Regions from separate parts of the Mus musculus genome. Here region 2 is linked to region 1. Evidence: chromatin loops called from intact Hi-C (ENCODE). Cell type or tissue: heart. All regions are shown on one strand. Links, peaks and the distances in the headings refer to the core of each region. The heading gives the core; the rest is flanking DNA. Region 1 overlaps Pxdn (peroxidasin). Region 2 overlaps Myt1l (myelin transcription factor 1-like).

Region 1 (8,000 bases), core at 1-8,000:
GGACAGGCTGCTAGGACTGGAGCCTAGTGTCTCCTGCAGCTTTACGCAGGTCCTGGCTAGCTTCATTCCTCAGTTCCCTAGGATTTTATCAGGAGAGTACTTTAATAATCACTATGATAATGGATTTTATTTGGAATTATTTAGAATATGTCTAAAATGTATTGATGTATTTTAACCTTGCGTATTATTAGTCAAAACATGTTTTTGGACTCTGGATAGTCCTTATTTCCTGGACCTCTGTTGTTTCTAGTGAGGCATTGGCCACTTACTTCATTCATATTTCTTGATAATGAGATGGCCTCTTGCAGCAGAGTTCATGGTACAAGGATGAAGTGTGAAATAAGAAATTACAATTGATTCTTAGAACATCAACTTTTTTATTCTTAAGAAATGCATTGTTTAAGTGTCTTTAATTTTATTTTTAAACTTTTGTGTGTGTGTGTGTGTGTGTGTGTGTGTGTGTGTGTGTGTGTGTGTGTGTGGTACTGGGCATGAAATCCAGAGATTTGCCCTTATACCTTTGAGCTGCCCCCCAAATCCTACCAGTGTCTTTATAAACACACATTCATATCTGCTCTGTATTTTGTACATCATTCAGAAGGACTCCATCTTTCTGCAATGGTAAAAGGCAATGTTCTTTGGTATTTTGCTTAAAGAAGTGGCCACAGGAGGCAGCTGTAACTCAGGCCTTCACTAAAGAGCCGTGTGCATAATTAACTCTATGGTTCTATTTAAGAATCCAGGGTGCATAAAGATTGAGTTTTTACTATCGCTTCATGCTTTCAAGCAGCCTGGAGGACCAATGCCCGTGTGGCTTTTGTTCTAGATGCTGGGCTATTGATGGGGATGGACAGGTCCTGGATGGTTTGTGTTAAGGTTTGTGGTTCTTTGAGGACCACTTTCTTGATTTGCACAGAGGGAAAAGGCAAGAGCATCTTTGGTGGGTTGCAGCAATTAAAGAGAGCACTTCTGGCGCCATGAAGTAGGTAGGACCTTGTACAGACAGACAGCAGGGAGTACAGTGAGTGATCTGATCCTGGGTGTCATACCACAAGAATTAAGGCAAAGAATACTGTCTTGTTTGTTTGTTTGTTTCCTTTTTCTTACACATCATCTTGTTAGTTGACATCCATGTCTTTTTTTATTTTAATTTTTTTAAAATTTGTATTAACGTTAGCACACAAAGTACTTGGTTTTATTATGACATCTTCATAACTGTGTGTCATTATACTTTCTCATTTGTTCCCAGACTCCCTTGCCCTCAGCGTGGCTCTTTTCCAGCTGGTTCTCTGCTGCGCTTTATTACCCGTATTCATTTCCACCTCTACTTCTCTCCTCCCTTAAGGTGTCATATTCTGCTCCTATGACATCCTTTCTAGTTTCATCATACAACACACAGCACGCACAGGCACGCACACACACACATTTTATAGAAACAGGTAGTTGTGCTAGATGCTGAGCCATTGGCTTGAAGTCTTAAGTTTTCACGTGACAGGGAATCATGGGAGAAGCTTGCTGTTTGACTTGTCCTTCTGCCTGTGTCACCGAGGAAAACAAACCAGTTTCAATAAAGTATAGTGCAGACACACCAGTCCCAGAGAGGGCGCCATCTCTTCTTACTCAGTGTGGCTGCTGAAGATTGGGTTATGAGGTGTAGTGCGGAACTGGCATGTCAGCATGCCGAGATGTGACACTGAGGTAGCTCTAGCACATATACTGCTCCCACACTGTTGATGAAGGTCACTTCATTGCAGTGCTTACTTGTCTTGGAATTCGATTATTGATTGTTTTAATTTCAACCATTGAAAAATGGAAAGCCCCTTTCTTAGATTGCAGGCCATTTCTAAACAGACCCTTGGAAAGCATCATGTCTGCTTTCCAGTATAAAGAATGGGGTTCTGGGTGGGAGAGACATTCAAGACATTTTCAGACAGCCTGCTTTTTGTGAGCTGTGCTGGTGTGCCTTTGTAGTAGAAAGTGCTGGTTATGATCTTACAGTCAATGCCTTTTACTTGTGTATGGGAGTCATTTTCTCTTCCCGGGCTTTGAAGCAGATGCCAGGACTCTAGTAGTCCCAGTAGGAGAATCCTTTGGTCCTTGAGGTGTAAGAGAAGTGACCATCGAGAGTGGCCTGGTACCCACAGTGTGATGTTTCCTTTATACCATCATGCAGTCATTGATTTTAAACTGTTCTCCATTGCGTCAACTCAGTTCTTCCCGCCTGGAGTTGAGAGCTCGTGTGTGTGCCTAATACTCCTCCATGTTTCTTGTTTCAGCTATTTGTACAAGAATGAGATCCAATCAATTGACAGGCAAGCATTTAAGGGACTTGCCTCTCTAGAGCAACTGTAAGTGTCCTCCATGCCGTCTGCCTTATTGCCTCCCACAGGGAGAGATGACTGGTTGCATGATGCATGTCTGTACTTTCTGGGGTGCAGGGAGGGTATGCATGACGAGGAGAAGCATCAGTGGGGCGTTTTTCACCCACCTCTCCCACCTTGCTCCCCTGCGCCCACCCAAGAGCAGACATTGCTGTGTTTCTTCTATGCATCAGACCCTGACCCTCCACCCATCACATCAGGAGCAGGGACGGAACTTGCTTTCCTGTCTAACAGTAAGAACTTTGGTGTTCACGTGGTGGTAGAGACAGACGTGTAAACAAGCAGGAGACAGATAGGCTATCATGATAGGAGCATCCAGCATGGGACACGTGCAGTTTCAATCATAGGGTTCATTGTTTTGGAGAGCAGAAGCCTTGTCCCCTTGTAGTTCTAGCAAGTGGGTGTTGAGTGTGCCAAAATGCTGTCTTTCTAAAGCATATGAACTAGACCTTGTTATGAAGTCAGTCATCATGGGGTCTTTTTCTTAGGCATAAAGTTCTAGTAAGATTATGGGGGTCTTCTGGTTTATGTGCCTTACTGGGTAACCTTTCACTCAGTAAGCTGAGGCAATCCTTGTGGGATTTCAGGCTATCTTGGGTTAGCAGTTTCACTGATGGAAAACAACTGTTAGTTTACGGCCAGAGTAGCCTTGCACTTGAGGCCTGTGCGTCTCTTCCTGTGTTAAGACTGGAGGACTGGCACAGATGGGTCAGGGCAGCAGCAGGTAGGGCCATGGAGTGCAGCAGCCCACATGGTACATCTATATCCCACATTTTGAGTCTCTGCGTAAACTGCTTCAGACAGATGAAACGGGGAATCCAGGTTATTGCAAAAGCTCTTGGAACTATCTCGAGGCTTTACAGATGTGGGAGATTGCAGAGGACGTGCTCTGTTTTCATGCAGACAGCACTAACCTGGCAGTGAGGCCACTGAAGGAGCCCAGCCAGGAGGAATTAGGAGCAAGAGGACTTGAGTGGTTTCCATAGCCAGCGGGGCTTTCTGCTCATCGGTGACAGGGAGCGGGATCCTGAGTCATAAGGGAGTTTAGAAAAACCTTAGGCGAGGAGAGACAGGATGCTGCAGCTGGGGTATGGCTTTCTTTCTGAGAATTGAATGCTGTAGTGAGACTGGGGGATAACCGCTTCCAGGTGGGATGAATGGTTCAGGTCAGTGTGTCAAAAAGGCCTCAGGCCTCAGGCTCTCTCTGATGCTTGTGCAGGGTCTGTTATTGGGAAAAGAGAGTTTCAACTGCCTCTGCTTCAGGGTCTCTCTACCCTCTCCTGTAGAAGATGCATGTTCTTAACACTCAGCTGGGTCTGTGGGAATTGGGAAGCCATGAAGTCCTGAATGAAGAGCCCAGGGGCAGCACTCCTCAGGGGGCCCTTGTCAGCTCCAGAGTTAGTAGCTGATTCAGCAAAGATAGTCCATGTAACATGAGGAGTCCCTCCCTGTGCTCCAGTTTTCTCAGACACCCAGAGAAGGGTAATGGTGCCCAGAATCTATCTGGAGCCCCAACAGTCCAGAGTTCTACAAACCCTGAAAGCCACTGCCCTCGATGCTTCTCGGGGAAGGATGTCTAAGACCCACCTGTTCAAACTTCACTGCAGGCTAAAGGGCTTTGAACACAAACCGTGATGCCTGTCCTTGTAGGGCTCTTGAATATCTGTCTTTGTTCCCTCTTGTTCTTCCAGTTTAGATCAGGACTTAGGTTTAACCAGAGACTTCCCAGAAGCCCCCCAGTGTTGATGGTTTATGTGAGCCATAGGGCCTGGGGACCAGAGGAATATGCGTGTTGGCCTACGCTGCCTAGCACACACCACACCTCATGGGGAGTAAGGATGTCTCTTTGCCCCTGTCTCCTTTGATGTCCTTGGATCAGATGATGTACTGGGGCAGTCACTGACATTGGTGCTCTTTTCTTGTCTTGTAAACACTTTGTCATATAGGGAGCGAGGGTTACAAACCTGCACCCAAGGATGGTCATGGAGACCATGGTACTGTGTGTCTGAGGAAGGACAGGTGGGCGTGGACTGCGGCCCTCTGAGATTAGGAGGCTCTGGACTGGTTCTGCCCAGAGAGTTGCCAGGGAATGAAGCCCATATAGGGACCCAGGAGTAACAGTTAATTAATCTCAGAGTTAATGTAAATGGATTTGAAGAACAACAAGGCTTTATATGGAGTTATGGTGATGAAGACTGTATGTTGTTTCTGCTGCTTGTTTCTGTCTTTGGCCCTTCATTGAATAAGAGCATCTGTTACCATGGCCACCTGAGTGGAGCCTTCTCTCTAGGCCAGTGAATAAGAACTTGATTGATGTTGTCTTGAATAAAAAAAAAGTACCCATGATTCAAAAACAGCAAACTAGCACCCAGGAGAATGAAATTAGCTACATTCCAAATTGTAAATTGTTTGAACTAAGGCGACATCTTAAATAGGAAGCCATATGGCCTCTGGGTATTCAGTATGACCAGAGGAGCTCTGGGAAGTCCATCGCCTCATATGACTTAGAGCTGCTTATCTCCTGCCTGGGTGCCTGGTTTTGTATCTACAGCATTCTTAGTGTCACATGGAAGCTTTGACAGTTTCAAGTGCAGGGGTGCTGTGGATGGCACACGGACAGTGGTCCTGTCTGCTGGGCTGCTTTTGGTTTTTCCTTGTTATCTCTCACTGGGTATTTTATAGATTATTGTGAAGTGTCTGGGCCACCATCACTTGGGTTCCTGGAGACCCAGGGCTTAAGTCCTGAGGTATTTATTGCCTGTGGGTCATCCAAGTACAAGGCAGCCTGCCTGCTCTCACTTGTGTCTTCTTGCCTCCATACACCGGGCAGAGCACAGGGAGGTACCTAGTGGTATGTGGATACGAAGTGCGGGAAAACTTTGGAGCCCAAAATCTGGGTTGGCAAAGGTCGGTAAGTCATTCACATTGTGTGGCTGTTTTATCCCCTAGGTACCTGCACTTTAATCAGATAGAAACGCTGGACCCTGAATCCTTCCAGCACCTGCCAAAGCTGGAGAGACTGTGAGTCCTGCTTCCTTCTTTAATCTGTAGTTGGGCCCTAGCTCCTGCTGCCTGAACAGTGAACATCAGCTTAACACTTCCATGATGCTTCGGTGTAAAATCCAACTCTTGGCCAATCATCAGAAGTGGGACTCAATATTTTATGTCTTTGAATGGTAGTAAAATAGCAAAGAAATATGATTATTTCTTGAACCAAAGCACATAGCTGTCAAATCCACTCATTAAATAAATACAGCTAATAAGATGTTGGATCTCTTGGGCTCATTTTCATATGTTTAGGATGTTATTGTTGTTGATGCTAAGTAACGCCTTTCTGTTTTCTCTCCCCACAGGTTTTTGCACAACAACCGTATCACGCACTTAGTTCCTGGGACGTTCAGTCAGTTAGAGTCCATGAAACGGCTGTAAGTGTGTATTCAGATGTCTGTGTGTTCATGGGAGTGTTCATGGGAGGCCCTCTCTCCTAGTTCTCTCATTTGGCCTTTCTGTGGACTGGGCAAGCATTTCCAGCTTCAGCGAAGCCTTCAGAGGCATCTCTATGCCAGGAAGGCAGGCCTGTTAAGCCTATCTCAGTGTGAAGAGGCAAGCCCGTGACCCTGCTGTATGCGGCAGCAGGCTGATCCTTTAATAAGGATCTTGACACAGCTTTTTAAATTATGTTTAAATTCCCCCAATTAAGTTTTAATTGCGAGGTGCATATTTTACCAGTGAGAATGAAAGCCAGTCTGGAAGCAACTTCATGTGCATACGTCCAGTACCTCTTCTTGATATCCACCTACTTGAATAAGCAAACTGATACACATTTTTTTAATGCCTCAAGAAGTAAGCTTTGCATACTTATTATTGTAAGGGAATTGGAGGACTTTAGTTCTAATGGATTTCTTTAACACCCTGGATTGTTTGCCCTGTGCCCTTAAGAGCACTTGCCCAATTAAGAAGTTACTGGAATGTAATAGACAGACTCTCACAGACCATACATTTAGGTAAAACACCAATGTACATAGAGGAAAAACAAACAAAATTTTAAAATAAAGAAAGAAACACAGGGAGCGATTGAAGGCGTGCGCGTGCACAGGGCAGGCCTCACTCGGAACAGCCTGCTCACAGGTGCTTTAGATGGGGCTGTGTCTCCAGTCCGGTTTTTCCTGCCCGTGTCCACTCATATCAGCAGGAATGGCACCTTTTCCTATCTGTGTAGTCTGGTCGGAGGCTGATGTGTCGCTGCAGTTTCATTTAGCATCTCTACCTTATAAGCGGTAGAGGTGGGCTTCATCTCCTCGTGAGCTGTTACTTTATCATCCATGAGACAAAGACTCATCAGGAAAAGGAATCAGGCCAGGTGAATTCTCATTAGGGTGGGAAGACAGGATGACAACTCATCTTTGGTAGGTAAGAGGGAGGAAAGCATTGCCAGATAAATGGCACAGAAAGCAGCCCAGGAGGACTCAGAGCAGAGGGTGGGGCAGCCAGTGGACTAGCCTGCAGATGGATTTCCCTATTCGCGGCTTCAGAGAGACACACTCCTCTTTTAGAGGAATTCCAACCCTTCTTACCCCATACATTCCTTCCTTCGCTGGCTCTACATTGCTCAAGCAGGAGCAACCTAGATTTGGAGATAAGCTGAACCCATCAGAGTTGGCCTTGCCCCTCTATGGCCTCACTGAAATATCCTCTCTTAAGGAGCAGTCGAGATGGAGTGGCCGCCTTCCAGCTGACTCAACTGGCTAGGGTAGACTGGACAGATGTGCCTTGGTGAACTGCCCATCCAGACTCACCAACTGCCCCCTTGATCTTGTTATGGCTGTAGGGTCCTGGTATTCAGAAGTAGATTCCAGGCTGGGTGCCCCAGCAAGTGGTAGCTCTTATCCCACCCAGTGTCCATCTCTTGTCTGAGCATAGGGTGCTGCATCTTGTCTGCCGTGTCTCCTCATCACATGATTAATGCCTATATGCTCATCACAATTGGCATGCCTTAAGGCTCCAGAACCTGGAAGTTGATCTATCCAGGATGGCTCACTGTCTCCTTAACTCCTGGGTGTCTTCTTGGCTTTTTCTTCCCACAGGCGATTGGACTCGAATGCACTCCACTGTGACTGTGAAATCCTATGGCTAGCGGATCTACTGAAGACCTACGCCCAATCTGGAAACGCACAAGCAGCAGCTACATGCGAGTATCCCAGACGCATCCAAGGACGCTCTGTGGCTACCATCACCCCAGAAGAGCTGAACTGTGGTGAGTGTGTCCCGGAGACCCTACTGAAGGACCAGTGTGACCCCAGAAGTCCAGGCTTATCCCCAGTTCACGTTGCAGAGGAAGGCTTGTCTTCCATCACCGATGACTGAAACTCTAGAAAGACAACTTGTCATTTGTTTGGGGGTGGGGTGGGGGGGTCTGTTCTGAGATGTGTATTTAGGCCATCCCTGCCATGAGGAATCCAGTTTGGGTTCCCACACACGTGAGCCTCACATTTTTCTCTGTGGTGTTTGTTCCTTGCATGTAGAAAGGCCCCGGATTACCTCAGAGCCACAGGATGCAGATGTCACCTCAGGGAACACAGTGTACTTCACCTGCAGAGCTGAGGGCAACCCCAAACCTGA
Region 2 (9,834 bases), core at 792-8,791, 54 kb before region 1:
TTAAACTAGATCATCTTAGATTTGTCGATACCTTCGAAATTTGATGGTTTCATCCCAAATGACTGCACTATATGTATGCATACGGCCACTTTTGATTGCTGCGCCCCTTCTGAGTAGTCTTTGACAATGTGTTGTGTTCCCCGATGTCGACTTGATTTCCTTTTAGTAGCATCTCTCTCTTCCATGTCTTGATGTTATGCAGGAAGTACAAAAGTACTTTAAAATTTTGTTATGAAATAAAAAAAAAAAGGATGGGTTTTGTAAAAATAATAAAAAAAATATTTTTAGCAGAACAGGACTTACAGGGTCATTGTCCCCACAATGTGCCAGTCGGCTCTTTGCACTCGCCTTGTCCTATATATCCGTACGGAGGTGTGCAATCCTGTGTCAGTCGCCTTGTGACACTGAAGTGGATGAGTTATAGAGGAGGCCCTCGAGGCTGACCCAATACGGTTACTAAGGGAGACTACAGGGATCTCACGACAAACATTCTGATACAATACTCAACCTCGGTATATATATATATATATATATATATATACATATATATATATGTATAAATATAAGAATATCCCAGCGGCACTTTATACTGTTCACTGTACAAAAGCTTACAGTTTTCCACAAGGACTTTAATAACTAGCTGGGGAAAAGATTATGTAATTACTTGGGGCTCTGCAGGACCTTCTCTGTCCAGCGCCCCCTTTCTGTTGTGCGATTAGTTGTAGCTGCCATGCTCAGAATTGCCTTTTGAGAGCTGAAGCAAGGTGCTTACTGTCACCTGATGCCATACACATGGTCCCAGGCCCACACCCGGGGGGCCTCTGTTCATAGCGGCACATGCATTTCCCCACCGCGTCTTGTCTGCAGCTTCTTGGCCAATGTAGTAATGCTTTTAGTAGAGTAATAGGTAGTATCAGTTTGGATTCTTATTGTTATCACCTATGTACAATGGAGAGGGGTTCTAAGCACAAATCTGCTGCTCATGTAACGGTGGTACATAATATCAAATCAAAAGTTATCTGTGACTATATATAGGGATCACAAAGTGTCACATGTTAGAATGCTGACCTTCCACATGGGGTTATTGTGAGTCATCAGAGCATATTTATTATAACTTATTGTTCATATTCATTTCTAAGTTAATTTAAGTAATCATTTATTAAGACAGAATTTTGTATAAACTATTTATTGTGCTCTCTGTGGAACTGAAGTTTGATTTATTTTTGTACTACACGGCATGGGTTTGTTGACACTTTAATTTTGCTATAAATGTGTGGAATCACAAGTTGCTGTGATACTTCATTTTTAAATTGTGAACTTTGTACAAACTTTGTCATGCTGATGTGAACACATCTTACTCTGAATAAAAAGGTGTTGCCACGTTTGTAGCACGAAGGATCTCTAATGGGTCTGAGTCTTCACTGGAGCGTGCCATCTGGGCTCCTGGAGCCCTCCGCCTCCCTCTCCCACCCTGGGTCTCTTGCCTTTGGAGCAGCACTGTGGGATTAGGCTGGAACTTGGGGCACGTGTGGATACGCACCCCCGGGCATCATGCTTGCTGTGCTTCCCAGAGGACCGTTTATCTCATTTACTATCACCCCTGCCCCAGCTGAGATCCAGCCGAGGACCTGAGGTTGCTTAGGTGCAGATGTCTCCCAACAGCTTGGCATCCTTCTGCAACGCTCACGCTTCGAACAGCACTGCTGTTGGTGAGCGTAGGCCCATATCCTGAAGGGGCTCTCACAGGTTCTCCGTACCTGGAATGCAGTCTGGGATCACATAGTCGGTCAGGTACCTGCTCTGCCCATTGTGCTTCCCCATCACTACAGTTCCATGTGTCTGCCAGGACACAGAGGCTTCAAGGGGGCAGCACGGTCACTTCACAAAATGTCCCACGTTGGTTGTGTGATTGCAACCTTCTGGCTGATTCATTTCAAAGGACTGCTTTGTTCTTATACATAGTAGAGCACATGACATCACCTGGCTGTTACTGGTTATCAAACTCAGGAGCTCACAAAGGATGGAGTGCTACTTTCCAGGAGCACTATTAGCCAGGAGCTGAGCAAGAAGTCACCTATGAGATATAACTGGACCTTCACATGTAACACATGCACTATCCAATTCCATTAATAAAAGTTGCAGCTTAAAATTCCACAGTAGCCTCCTATAACATGCACAATACATAGAATATAAGAAAACAGCTCCTGTAATTTTGATTAAACTGGAAACTCGCTCCCAGCGGTGGCTTCTGCTGCTAAACACAAGTCAGGCGAGCTCCTCAGACCCCGTTCCAGCAGATTCCTTCTTGGACAGCTGGCAGCAGCAAGACAGTGCCTGGAGCTGCTGCTCAGATCTTCCAGGGCCAGCAGGTAAGCAGTGACCCTTTCCCTAGGGTCCTTCATGTCTGCCTCAGACCTGCCTGTAGAGTTCTAGTAACTGCTGTCTTTTGGAACAAATAAAGCTAATAGAAAGGCAGTTGTCAGTGTCTCAGGTCAGCCAACCTTGGAGCAACTCTAGAAGCAAGGTCATTATTTAAAACTATCCAAATAAAGTTCAGAATCTTAGAAAATAAAAATAAGATAAGCTCACTGGTCCCCGGTGTTTATTCTGAAAATATAAAGTGATTTTAAAGAATCCTAAAATCCTATGATGGAGAAATGAGTAGACAGATCTGAGAAATGCACTTTGCAGAGCATTGCAGAAGTGATGTAGCACTAACCAGGTGGAGTAAATCAAGTAAGTGGCCACAGCCCAGGGGGCAGCATCAGGGTGGGCTGAGTACACACAGGTAACCCAGAGGCAAAGCACGGCATTGCTGTGGGTCCAGAAAGAACAGAACAGGAAGATAAGGCAGGAAAATAGTCCAGGGCCACTGCCCTTAGAAAATCAGAAGAGGGGCCCTTGAAAGGCCATTGCTCCCAGCACAGCACCTCTGAGTAGGATAGCACATGCAGGACAAACAGCAAACAGTGGTTTCCCTTACTTGTGTCCCAGAGCCTTTTGTCTGAGATTACCCAATCTTCCTAGACTTTCCAGTCTCAAGTCTCAAGGAGAATGGTTTAAGCATGTATTGTGCATGCGAACACACATGCATGTGTGTGTGTGTGTCTTCATGTGAGAAATATTTATATATTGGGGGGATCTCTCTTTTCTTGTGTAGCCCTGGCTACCATAGAACTCATTCTGTAGGCCAGGCTAGCCTCAGACTCAGGGATCTGCCTGCCTTGGACTGGGATTAAAGGCATATGCACCATTGCCTAGCTTCAAGTTTTGGTTTTTATAACCACAATACCTAAGCACAAGAGCTGGGGATGATGAAGGGAAAAGCCATAGTCTGTGGCCACAGCAGATGTCCCTCCCTCCACAGGTGTTAAAACAGCTTTGCAAGCACAAAGGATGCAGGGCAGTGAGGAGATCAGTTGACAGTTGACAGCAGGTAATGGCAGTCACTCTTGGACCATGGTAATAGGCACTGATAACACAGGGTCCTGCTGAGTGCCCAGCCACACCTCCTTAGCTGGCCTCATCCCTGGGAGGGGCAGCAGCCTTTCCCAGCCCCTCCTCAGCACAGCCAGGACCGGGCTTCTCTTCCAGTCACAATGACTGACCTGATATTCTGGCAGCAGGACACATCTGCCTCTTCCCAGTTAGACAGACAGACAGACAGACAGACCCTGTAGTGCTTGAACTAAGTAAGATTACACAGAGGAACCAGGGTCTTAACCAACATGCAATTTAACTATGTGCCAAGAAAAGGTTCAAGCATTGCATTTTGTCTTTCTATTTTAATTGTGAGTGCACGAGAACACACACACACACACACACACACACACACACACACACACACACACACACACAGACACACGGCCATCCTTGCTCCAGAGCTCCAAAGGTCCTCTTCCTTCTCTTCTCCAAACTGCATGGGATCCGTTTCCCACTCTACTCTGTAATATTACTTATAGCATTTATGCTGCCTCAAGTTATTTTTCTTCATCAAGGCAAGATATGGAAACAAAGGATACATGAGTCTCAGCAAAACCCGTGGGTTACATGGGGGAGGCCTAGTGGTGGATATCTAGTAATTGAAGGAAAACAGGAGGGAGGAAATGGAACATGGAATTACCAGTCACCTCTCTGGACGTAAGAGGCGACATGGGCTCAGGTAAGTCACAGCTGTCTTCTCTTTGTCCTGCTATGTGGTCTGTGTTGGTTGAAAGGAGGGATGTGCCCCCTAGGCTCCTATATTTGGACACATGTCCCAGGTAGTGGAGCTGTAAAACCTTTGACAGGTGTATCCTTGCCAGAGGAAGTGTGTCACTGGGGACGGGCGTTGGGAGTTCAGAGCCTCACTCCATTTCCAGATTGTTCTCTCTGCTTCAGATTTTCAGTTACGAATGTGACCTTCCAGCTTCTTGCTTTTGCTGCCTGCTGCTGTGCTTCTCGGGCCCTGGTGGACTCTGCCTCTGGAACCCGTAAGTCCAATGAAGTTCTTTCTTTAATAAAATGCAAACAAAGATGTGTGTTTAGGAGCACTGGACCCCGCGTCTGGTCACCATCACTGCTTCTGTCAGAAGGACTCGAACAGGTGAACAGCAGAGGTGTCTTCAGTAAGGGAAGGTTCCAGAGGAGCTGCATGGCAGCTGCTAGCCTTAGGAAGCTAGGAATGGCCCTGGGTTTCATCCCCAACACCGTGTAAACTGTATACAGTGGTGCATGCCTGTAATCCCAAGACTTGGGACGTAGAGGTAGGAAGACAATATGCTAAAGGTCATGTGTAGGCATAGTGTGTGCAAGGTCAGCTTAAACTACAGATGGGGTGCAAGGGAGGGAAATGGAAAGAGAAAAAAGGAAAAGGTGAAATGAAAGAGAAGGGAAAAAGAAGAGAAGGGGAGGGCAGGTTAGTTGGGACCTTAAAGCCTAGCGAGTAACTTCAGAACACACTGAAAGCATACATCCAGCTACTGCTAAGACTCCGGAGAAGCTCACAGTAAGTTTACTCTCTTCAGAAGCCTTCAACCATACTTGGGTATGTCCCATCTTCTCCCTAAGCACCACTCCTTTTGTTAATGCTTGTGCCTAAATATTGGTTAAAAATCTCTTCCTAATAATAAATTCCAACTCTACATCTACTCTTAAAAAAAAAAAAACAGAAGCAAGCAAACAAAACCACATAAAAATGAAAAGGAAAGAAAATTCTGGCTTTCCTTGAGTGGAAAGAAGTTCCTGGACTCCATGCTCCAGGGGGCAGTGTGGAGCTGTCTCTAGCTCCTGTGTTCACTGCCTCTGCTACTGAGGCATAGTAGCTTATAACTGACAGCTGTCTGCCTGCGTATGGTGCTGGAGGGAACAGGTCAGGGACAAAGCAGGAAGGCAGACAGTGATGGCAGAGGAGTGGTGGCACAGTGGGTCGGTTCTGGCTTTGGAAAGGGAAAGACATCAAGTGTCCTTTCTCATCTACCCCAAGCCCACTGACGTTCATTCTCCAGAGAGGAAGGTCCTTTTACCAATGTGTGTATTTGAGAAATATTCTTCAGATGTTTCAGAGGATGCAGGGGTGGGAGCCTTGAGCCAGAGATCATGGGCAGCTAGTGAGAGCGGAGCCTGGGCTCAGGAAATGGTGGTGGTTCTAGACAAAGGGGTAGACACATTGCTTGGCTTGTGGGGAGCAAACAGAGACCTGGAGTTAGTAGAAAGGGGTACAGAGATCTGCTCTCGGGGCACACAACCAAGCCAGCTCACTGCAGTCCAAGAAGACAGATGCAGGGAAACAGCTCAGTTCTGGCAGAAGCTTGTGTGGCTGCAGCCCAGGAGCAGGTGCCATCAAGTCCTATGAAGGCAGTTGCAGGTAGAAGTTAGAAGTGGCTTAAGGCTGGCTGATGCTGAAGAGAGAGCAAGAAGCTTGGTGTGTATATGTGAATGTATGTGTGTGTGTGTGTGTGTGTGTGTGTGTGTGTGTGTGTGTGTGAATGTATGTGTATGTGTGTGTGTATGTGTGTGTGTGAATGTATGTGTGTGTATGTGAATGTATGTGTGTGTATGTGAATGTATGTGTGTGTATGAATGTGTGTGTGTTTGTGTGTGTGTATGTGAATGTATGTGTGTGTATGTGAATGTATGTGTGTGTATGAATGTGTGTGTGTGTTTGTGTGTGTGTATGTGAATGTATGTGTGTATATGAATGTGTGTGTGTGTGTTTGTGTGTGTGTGTATGTGAATGTATGTGTGTGTATGAATGTGTGTGTGTGTTTGTGTGTGTGTTTGTGTGTGTGTATGTGAATGTATGTGTGTGTGTATGTGAATGGATGTGTGTGTGTGTGTATGTGTATGTGTGTGTATCTGGACACTGCCCAACTCCATTATGCTAAGAAACCAGTGTCCCTGGAAGCCTGAAGGCAAACACTGAGCTTCTCGCCTTACCATCCTGTGTCCGGGGTGGGGAAGGATGTCTCTGATCTTCAGTCTGTGTGAGAAGGAGCTTTGCAGTTCCTACCCATGGTGTGACAGCTCTGAAAGGGACAAGCAAGCTGCATCAGGACCCTGAGAAAAGCAAGCACAGTCAGTTGACTATAAAGCTCCTCCTCTGTTTGGTAACCAGCAGCTTGGCCCAGCTGGCCCCAGCCTCCCTCCATCACTGGCTGACACTAAGGGAAGGTAGGGTCATGAGCCCGTTGTATCAAAAGCTAGATACTCAAGAAATAAAACTAGAGCATAGGAAAGCCCTCTACTAACCGAAATATATGCCCAGCCCAGGTCCGATGTTTTGTTTGTTTGTTTTGTAATAAACAGTCCAGATTTGGCTCTGTTTGGCTAAGAGAAATTTTTGGATTTTTTTTTCTGTTGCTTGTGTGTTTGCTTGTTTGTGACAGGGTTTCTGATATGTAGTCCTGACTGTCCTGGAGCTCACTATGTAGACCAGACTGGCCTTGAACTCACAGAGATCCACCTTTTACCTCCCCATTATTCAGATTAAAGGTGTGGGCCAATGCAACTGGCTTAAATATCCTGTTTAAAGAGTTTGATTCAGACAGGACTAGAAGCTAGAATGCCTGACATTCATTGTGAATGCCTGAAGAGCCAAAATGGGTGCAGAAGAATCCAGGGAGACCCTGTTGTCTCTATGAACACTGTCTGAATTTTCTATAATAAAATGAATTATTCCTATAATGTAAAATCTCTACATGGGACTCATGGGACTCTCCGAGGTACTCTGTTCTTGGGTTGCACCTCACAGAACAAAAGTTCACATCAAGAAGATCTGAAGGGAATGGCATAAGTTTCTCACCTCCTTTATGGATCAAGGGCATCTGTTCCATGGCAGGGCATACATGGCCTCTGGCATGATCTCTGGGAAACACTGGCACCTAGGCATCCCCCTGCCTCTAACACTGACCATCCATGGGCAATGTGATGTCAGAAACCTGTATCTTAAAAGAAGCAGGCCATGTCAGCCTGATGTCAGCAACATGACTGACCCATAAGCCAGGAGTTCAGAAATGCCAACTCATCGTTGTTTTGTACACATGAGTGATACAGAAGAGCGAGGCAGGTAACTCAGTTGGTGGAGCTCTTTTGTGGCATGTGTGAAGCCTGGGATTCGATTCCCAGCACTAGACGAATGAGCATGGGAATGCAGAACTGTAATTCTAAGCACCAAGGAAGTGGAGGCAGGAGGATGAGAAGTCAAGACCATCCTTAGCTACAATGTGAGTTTGATGTTAGAGACCTGTTGAGGAATACAAAAAGGAAAGGGGAAAGGAGAAACACAGAAAGGAAGGAGGGAGGGAGAGAGGGATAAAGAGATGGAAGGGAAATAATAATTTGCCCAAAGGGAGTATATCCCTTACAGTTATTATTGGTGCAGAGGGTTGGCTATCTTAAAGCGTACAGTCTGGTCTGGGAGCTCACTCTCATTGCTCCTCACTCTTTTCCAAACAGGGATGCCTTCCAGGTGCTTTTCAATTTCCTATCAATCTCAAGGCACACTCTTAGCGTTTCATAAATAAAACGATTCTTATGTTCTGAGTGGCCATTTTGTCCAGGGCTAGGAAGCTGGCCTCATCAGAGCAGGCGTTGGCTGCAGCTTGTTTTGGTTCTGAACTCAGAGAGAAAAGGGACATCGTTGTTGACCCCTCACTGCAAGATGATAACTGTTGGCAGTCACAGGGCAGGAAGCTTGGGTTCTACTCCTGGCTGAGCAGAGCTTTGGAGTCCAGTACTCAAAGCTCCTAAGTTACTGCGTGCTGTGGGACCATCAAGAGCATTCTCTGAACTTGTGTTGATTTACAAAGAAGGGTTCTAAAATTTTCTTGTACAATAATCTCATTAGTTTTTTAGCTGGGAGACATGCCGCTAGCTAAGTCCCATTTCTTAGGTTGTGTGCTTGGCATCCTTTGGTAAAACTGTCAGATATCTCGAGATGTTGACAAAAGCCCCTGACATGTTAGAAAGCCTGCCTCCAGGAGCCACCTTGGCACTTCCAAGTCAACAAGGGCTTTGCTACAGCTGGGAGTGGTAGTTGCCCACTCTCTTCTTAGAGTATCTACCCAGTCAGCTGATCACAGGCTCACTCTAGGCAGGACCTAATTAAGATTGTCACTCAGTGACAACCTGAGTGATAATCTGGAGAGTCAGCCTGCCTGGGAGTGGGTCTTTGGGCACTCTGCCGTGTATCCTCATTGGAGAGTTACAACAATACTCCTTACTAGCTCAGCAATCTGCTCAAAGCTCCTTTTCATTTTGTGAAAAATCATTAATCTAGAGAGATGTGGGCTTTTCTGTGTTTCTCAGAGCCTGAGTTTACCTTGTGGATTTGTCTGTGGTTGTGTATCAGGAGACAGCCTCCCCCCCCACCCAAAAATGTTAGTGGCCTGAGGAGTTTTCTTTTAAAGACCTCTCTACTCAGGTACAAAGTGGCATCCATGTTAAATGTTCTACAAGGCCAGATGGCTGGACTTCATCATTGTGGGTTTAAGTGTTGTAGAGAGATAGATTATTTTTAGTCCCTGGAAGCCATTTTCACCCACCCCTGTATCTGACCTGACATCCTCGTGACTTCCAAGAACTGTAAAGTGTATTTCTAGCAAGCTGCTAGTTTACACCAATCCAAAAGCTAAGAATGCCATCAAAGAACACCTAAAATCTGCAGCAGGGTTTCCCCTGCTTGGCTGTAACCCTCCTCCTCGTTGTCCCCACTAATGGATTTGGTAAATGTCCTTGATTGATAAAGTTGTTTGTTCTGTAATGGGTACTATCTTCTGTAGGATCTGGGATGAGCTAGGTCTGCAGAGCATTCACTTAGCATCGAAATGACCCACAGAAGATCTCAGGGCCCCAGCTCGGCCTCTTTGGAACCTGCATATAGCTCTAGTTCTGGCCCATTTTCAGGCTTGGAAATGTTTCTCTCTCTTAATAAACTATTTCCTTTCCTGTTAGTATACATGTGTCTCTATCTAAATCATTATTAGGAGACGTAAAACCTGGAAATAGCAGTCAACTCTCTCCAAACTCAGATCTGACCTTTAACACCATTTTGGGGCTCCCAAGTTACATCTTAACAGGTTGCTGAGAGCTTGTTGTTGCTGTTGTTCTTTTTTGATAAAGTGAGATTATCTTGTGGCTCTGGAAGTCTCTTAGATATAATTACAATCTGATTATCAGCCTTAGGCTGCCCAATGGGATTAAAGGCATATCTTTTTACAATAAATGTAATTTCTGGTGAGACTTCTAGAAAATTGCAGGTTTATAGCTACAAAAGGGAGTGTGCCTTATATGCTTAACCCTTAAGCATTGTCTACAGCTGTTTTAACATTACTGTTTTAAATAGCTCTGTAGGAA

The links. Peaks named below come from ENCODE experiments on the same cell type or tissue, not always from the same donor. Only the 100,000 strongest peaks of a DNase experiment are listed, where the experiment ranks them.
Region 2: it touches region 1 in a loop (3-fold over the local background); 10 of 42 quality-filtered maps call a loop at or near these places.

The regions. Positions count from the first base shown.
Region 1 is chr12:29,976,964-29,984,963 of GRCm38, forward strand. It overlaps Pxdn (peroxidasin), which reads left to right. Exons shown (of 23, transcript NM_181395.2): 4 at 2,277-2,348; 5 at 5,331-5,402; 6 at 5,735-5,806; 7 at 7,466-7,635; 8 at 7,904-8,000. Among named protein-coding and RNA genes, the nearest start is that of Pxdn, 43 kb to the left of the region's middle. In heart, for the core only: no CTCF peak of the experiment used is centred there; DNase peaks (open chromatin) are centred at 3,270 and 5,096.
Region 2 is chr12:29,921,812-29,931,645 of GRCm38, forward strand. Myt1l (myelin transcription factor 1-like) reads left to right here. Exons shown (of 25, transcript NM_001093775.1): 25 at 1-1,398. It overlaps Gm31939 (a long non-coding RNA gene), which reads right to left. Exons shown (of 4, transcript XR_001780596.2): 3 at 6,418-6,506; 4 at 3,194-4,493. Among named protein-coding and RNA genes, the nearest start is that of Gm31939, 11 kb to the right of the region's middle. In heart, for the core only: a CTCF peak has its summit at 5,234 (motif pointing right); no DNase peak of the experiment used is centred there; H3K27me3 peaks cover 484 bases.